Linked DNA regions of Homo sapiens: region 1 is linked to region 2. Evidence: chromatin loops called from intact Hi-C (ENCODE). Cell type or tissue: mammary epithelial cell. All regions are shown on one strand. Each heading gives the region's core, and the rest is flanking DNA. Links, peaks and the distances in the headings are about the cores only.

Region 1 (2,919 bases), core at 295-2,794, 94 kb after region 2:
TCAAAACTGGGATGGGGCAGTAAGCAGGGAGAATTACCTTTATTTATTGATGTATTCTCAATGCCTGATACGTTCTAGGTATTCAATCAATATTTGAAAAATAAATTAGTACTAAGACTGTAAACAAAGGTCCATAGATGTGGTTCAGGTAATTAAGCACCAAGAGATAGAATGTGGACAAAATAACATGGTTGGTGTTGTGTTGGACCAGGAATCGCAGAGGTAAGGCAGAAAAATAAATGTGTCATTGCTGAAAGAGGGGTTCTCACCTATGAGATGCAGTTGTGGCTGGGGAAAAAAACTAAGGCTAAAAATGAAGGGTGATGATGTTGCAGACACATTTGCATTGGTGAGCAAGTTCAGTGGTTCCTTGACCTATGATGGATATGGCAGAGAGGGCTGTGCTGGAGGATTTCAAATCAAATGAGTGGCCACTGAAATGGTTTTTATGCCTTAGGCCTATTTGGTCTGGCTGTAGAGCTCATCAACACTCCGTGACTCAATGACTATCCCTGTGTAGAACTGGATTTCTGCTGCTGCCATTGCATATCATCTTCCCTAGCTACGCTTGTGTCAGAGGATTTCCTGGGGTTGCAGGTTTCTTCTGTCCCCTGACATTCTGGTTTTCAGAGGAAGGTCATGCAGGTCTTTGTCCAGCATGTAATACATGTATTAGCTTAAGTGGTCCATTTCAGCTGCCATGAACTGAGTCTGTAGATTTCCCTCGGCTATTCGTGGTTGCCTAGGAGCACCATGCAGGGTCACTTAGGAAGATCACCACATGTTTCAAATGTGGCTGTGATGCCTAATACCACTTGTTCTCATATAGAGTAATTGGCCTGGGCTGTGATTGCCTTCTAGAAAAATAATAAGAAACAAAGCCTACCCAAACTTGGGCGTGCTTCTCAAAGAATATGCTTTCCTACAATGATGTTTGAGGTATCATCAAGGTTAATGAAGAACCAGGTTGGGTCTGAGTAGGTAGGGTTTGGAGCTGAGATGAATGAGATTTTCAATAACTGTGATGTCTGTGTGCCAGGAAAACCCTTTTTCCACATAAAGATTTCAAGAATAGTCTGGTTATAACACTGGCTCTCAAACTTGAGCATGTATAAGAATCACATGGAGGGCTTTAAAAGCTCAGATTACTGTCCCCTGCCACCAGGATTTCTGATTCAGTAGGTTTGTGGTGAGGCCCCAAAATGTGATTTTCTAACAAGCTCCTAGATAATGATGCTGGTCTGCGGAATACACTTTGAGAATCACTGGGTTACGGAAATAAAAGATAAATGACCAGAAAACCCCAGAAACCACCTGTAACTAGAACAGTTTTGGAATAACTTGGAGTTCTTGATTTTGTAGAGCACTTTCACATTAAAATTGTGGTCACTTTCTTTGACATCATTGGATTGTCTTCCACATTCTCAGATTTGGCCAGGAGGTGGCACTACAATAAGCAGTCCATGAACCATGAGCTTATTGGAGGTCATATGCATAAGGAAACCTTTCCGGCCTGGCATGGTGGTTTATGCCTGTAATCTCAGCATTTTGGGAGGCTGAGGTAGGAGGATTGCTTAAGCCCAGGGGTTTGAGACCAGCCTGAGCAACATGAGCCAACCCCCTGCCGTCTCTACCAAAATTAAGAAATTAACCAGATGCGCTGGCATGCACCTGTAGTACCAGCTGCTACGCAGGAGACTGTGGTGCAAGGATAGCTTGAGCCTGGGAGCAAAAGACTGCAGGGAGCCATGGCTGCACCACTGCACTCCAGTCTGGGTGACAGTGCAAGACCCTGTCTCAAAAAATGGAAAAAAAAAAAAGAAAAAGAAAAGTTCCCATCTAGAAAGTTATCAAGTCATGGAACATCCCATTTATAACTCATTAGAAGATGACAGAGATATTGGACAATCTGAAAATTATCATTAAATACTTGAACTGGTTGAGATGGTTCTCTGAAGCCATTGTTACTTATTACCCTTTTTGTTTTGCCCAACGTTGTAGATTTTCTGAAAGTCTTATTTCATCAAGCCCAAATTTTAAGGAACTGGTCCGTAATAGGGATTAGTGAGAGTATCTAGTTATCTTGAATGGTAAGCATGTTAGACCACAGCAATTTTCACGGAACCCTAAGGTGCTGTGGGAGGTTGTAGAGGGCTGGAGGAACTACTACCACAACGTGGTAGTCCCTTTGAACTTGCAGAAGGCCTTGGTTCTGAGCAATAAGAGTGACTATGTCTGCTAAGACCCAGGTGCTAAATCAGGTGAGTTCAGCTGACTACTTTATTTCACTACAGAGAAGAAGGTCCCCTTCCTCTTTGTTGCAAATTTACATAGGCTTTAGTGAATAGGAGAGGGGTAAAGTGGAGACTTGAAGAAAGTCTAAGCAGTGCTGGTGGCAGAATTTCTTGGAGAGAGGATATGGGATACATGGCTCTTCAGTGACTTATTTTACAAATATTTATGTGACAGGCTCTTTTCTAGAAGCTAAGAAAAAACAAGCTGAAGTCTCTGCCCTCAAGTGGCTAACACTTTTAAGTGGAAAAGGCTGAGGAGAATGAATAAAGGTCATGAATAAAGAACTCCATTAGTCTCTTGATATCTTGACAAGCTTTCTAATATAAAGCCCAGCAGAGGGTGGTTATTCATTTGTACAGTAGTGGCACTAGGTCAAGTGTGCACCCAAGTTGCCTGAACAAGGGCATGATCCATGAAACTACATGATGTCCCTGAATTTATCAGTCTTTACCTGAAGGTAGGAGGGAGCCAGTCTTAAATCAATTGAAACAAAAACATCTCCTTTTTCCAAGGGATTCAACATGGATATGGGAAGCAGGGGTAGAGTGTTGGACAGAGCCAGAGTGGAGGCGCATGGTGCCAGAAAGCCAATATCGTCACTGTGTCCAAGAGTCGTAATACGTG
Region 2 (2,919 bases), core at 104-2,603:
GAATTTTAATAGTATGTTAGCGTACATGGGTGAGTCTTAACATGTCATTTTGGAAGTGACTGCATTTACTGCAACAACCCATATGTTACAGTTTCTCTGCTCAGCATTGCATGCCATAGCAATAGCTTCATCTTGACACAGGCCTTCGAGATGAACCCGAGTAATGAATGGTGTGTAGATACGACATGAAATTACATAGAACAACCAAGCCTCTTTTTGTATGCGGCAATAACACAAAAGCATGTTCCCTCAATCTTTGAATTGAGATTGGCATGTTTTTCTTCTTTTTTAGGAATAAGGCTAAGATACATACTCCTTCAAATATGCGGTCCTCAAAGAAGCTAGCATCTTGTATTAATTTGCGTTACATCTCAAGAAGAGATTTTACTAAATAAAATCTACATGAAAAAAATGTTATGCTAGAGTAATCTCCATAATGGGTTTTAGAATGTTTACATGTAGATTGGGGTTGTGGGGAATGTGGAAAGCGCAGTGGTTTAGATGAGCACAACCAACCTTAGAATTTAATAGTAAGATATTCGAAATTGACCTTTTGGTTAATGTTAATCCAAGACAAAATTTAAAATGTATTTGTTCCATGTTCATTATTTTCCTGACCAACCTGACAGTTTAATCTTTTTGTTTATATTTAAAAGAATCCAATTCAACGTTATTTGAATCACTTAGAATTTCAAGGGTCAAGGGAAAAGCTTAACACAATTTGACCTGAAATACAAATAGAAAACATCTCTCATCTCTTTACACTGAAATTCATCCAAAAGGATAAGCCAAGCTCAAGCAATGTCCTCTGATATATGCATTACAAGTCACATAGGCAGCTCAGTTTAAATATATATTTATATATATATATATATATATATACACACACACACAAACTGAAACACAAACACCAGTTAGACAGGAAATTGTGAAAGAAACAAAACCATATATTTGTCCATTCCAAAAGAAGCAGGACTTCAAAAAGAAATGCTACAACCAAACAAAAATATATACTAATTATTTAGAAAAGCATCTCTTAATTAAAGTGAGAAAGAAGAAACCTTTAAAGTGAAAAAAGGCAAAAAGTAACAAACATTTTTTGTTTTCTCCTATTGGGGGAGATAAGGCAGAACACTCAATTTCTTACTCAGATTTTTATGCTCTGGAGGAATTTCAGTCTTATCTCCACCAAGCAGATTAGACAATCATCTTTCAATGTTACCATATATTTCCAAAAGACATACAAGTACATTTCGTGACAATCCAAAAATCTACCCACTTCAGCATTCTGATAAAACTTGTCGGAAGCATGGTGATTTTTTTTTTAAGCAAACTGATACATTTAATGCCAAGTACATTGTGACATTTAGTTGATAGGACAGTCACTCCATGCTTGACAGAATGCTTTCATGTAGTGCTTTTACCTGGTTATAAATTATTGGTACTGCTATTTGCAACTTTAAAGATATGATTTACTAAAGGGAGAAGCAGAAGCATTCCTAAAGCAGGGGTGCCTTTTGAATGGGTAGACGTAAGGTCACCTGCCAGAAAGTGTGCTGGAAAATGAATGCACATATCTAATAAGGAGGTGCTTAAAAAGGGATGAATTCCCTGAGTCATTAAACAGGATACAAACCAAAGACAGGTTGTGCCACCTAGAGAAAAACTGGAAATTGTACATTGGTTCTTCAGTAGTAAGTGTTATTCAAAAGCTTGAAACTTTTAACATGCCCAATAACCAAGCCACCGTCCATACCAGCTCACCAAACTGCTGCATTAAGCCCCCTTGACAACACTGCCTTCTCCACACACCAGACTGGCCGGCCTCCTCTGGCTTTCCTCGCCCACCTACCCACGCTGCGCCGCTTAACCTCAGCACCGGCTGTTTCCCACAGCCCATGGAGCCCCTGCATCCTGAAACCTATCCGGTTCCAAAGCACCTTCCTCGAAGACAGGACAGGACAGGATAGAAGAAGCAAAGGGATAAACCCTGGTGGACCTTGCCAGCCAGCGTTCCTCTGGATGCTAGCAGAGCCACCGTGCACATCCCTCTAGCCCCATGGGGCCTGTATAGGAAATTCTGGTGCACTCAGTACATCATATCCAGGTTACCAAGCTGAACTCCCTGGCCAACCTCTGCACCATCCAAACACCATGAAATGACCTCAACAGAACTAAGCCTTGAAGGTGCAAAAGGCCTTCAACTTTCCTCTCCGCAAGTTACTTAAAAGCAAAGTGTCCAGCACACTTGTCAAGCTGAAGCACAAAAGGGCTGCAAGGCACCAGGCAGAGAGCCGCCTTTTGCAAAGAAAATAGACAGTAATTAAGAAAAGCCCGCAGTCCTGCGGTATTAAACTGACAGCGGGGACTGCGCTGGGGCATAACTCATCTCCAAGCAGTCACTCCCAGCCCCAGACCCTGATCGAGGGGACAATCTTTCCCCTCCTCTCCCCTTCTAGAGACCTGCGGCAGCGCCCCCTTGCCTCCCCTACGCTCTTCCTTCTCCTCTTCCTTCTTTATGAATCTCCAGCAACTTTGGGTTGGCAATGCCGTCGCAGCCCAGCCAGAGGCGGGGACAACGCGAGGGTGGCCGCGGGAGGTGGAGGAAAGTTTGAAAAGTCACTTAAAGCACTGCAGGAACCCCCCTCCATGCCCACCATCACCCCCCAGCACCCACCCCACAGACGGCCGCTCGGAGCTCCACGTGCGAGCGGGCCCTGCAGAAGCTGGAGTTTCCCCTACATCCTCGCCAGAAAAAATCTTTCCCCAAGCGAAAAGTTCCCTGCTGCAGCACCACCCCTCTCCCGCTGCCCTCTCATCCCGCCCCCCCCCCCCCCCGCAAAAAAAATGAATCAGAGTTCGCAAGACGCCACCTGGATTCGCCCGCGGGCCCTGAGGGCGCGGCGCCCCTCCCCCGTC

Evidence for each region. Peaks named below come from ENCODE experiments on the same cell type or tissue, not always from the same donor. Only the 100,000 strongest peaks of a DNase experiment are listed, where the experiment ranks them.
Region 1: a loop joins it to region 2, with 7 times the contacts of the local background. A loop is called at or near these places in 1 of 110 quality-filtered maps.

The regions. Positions count from the first base shown.
Region 1 is chr12:67,160,084-67,163,002 of GRCh38, forward strand. No RefSeq gene overlaps it. Among named protein-coding and RNA genes, the nearest start is that of CAND1, 110 kb to the right of the region's middle. In mammary epithelial cell, for the core only: a CTCF peak has its summit at 1,439 (motif pointing right); no DNase peak of the experiment used is centred there.
Region 2 is chr12:67,066,031-67,068,949 of GRCh38, forward strand. It overlaps a transcript of GRIP1 not described here. Among named protein-coding and RNA genes, the nearest start is that of CAND1, 200 kb to the right of the region's middle. RefSeq lists enhancers at 1,350-1,856, 1,857-2,361. In mammary epithelial cell, for the core only: CTCF peaks have their summits at 1,647 (motif pointing left) and 2,462; a DNase peak (open chromatin) is centred at 1,641; H3K4me3 peaks cover 1,455 bases; H3K27ac peaks cover 1,054 bases.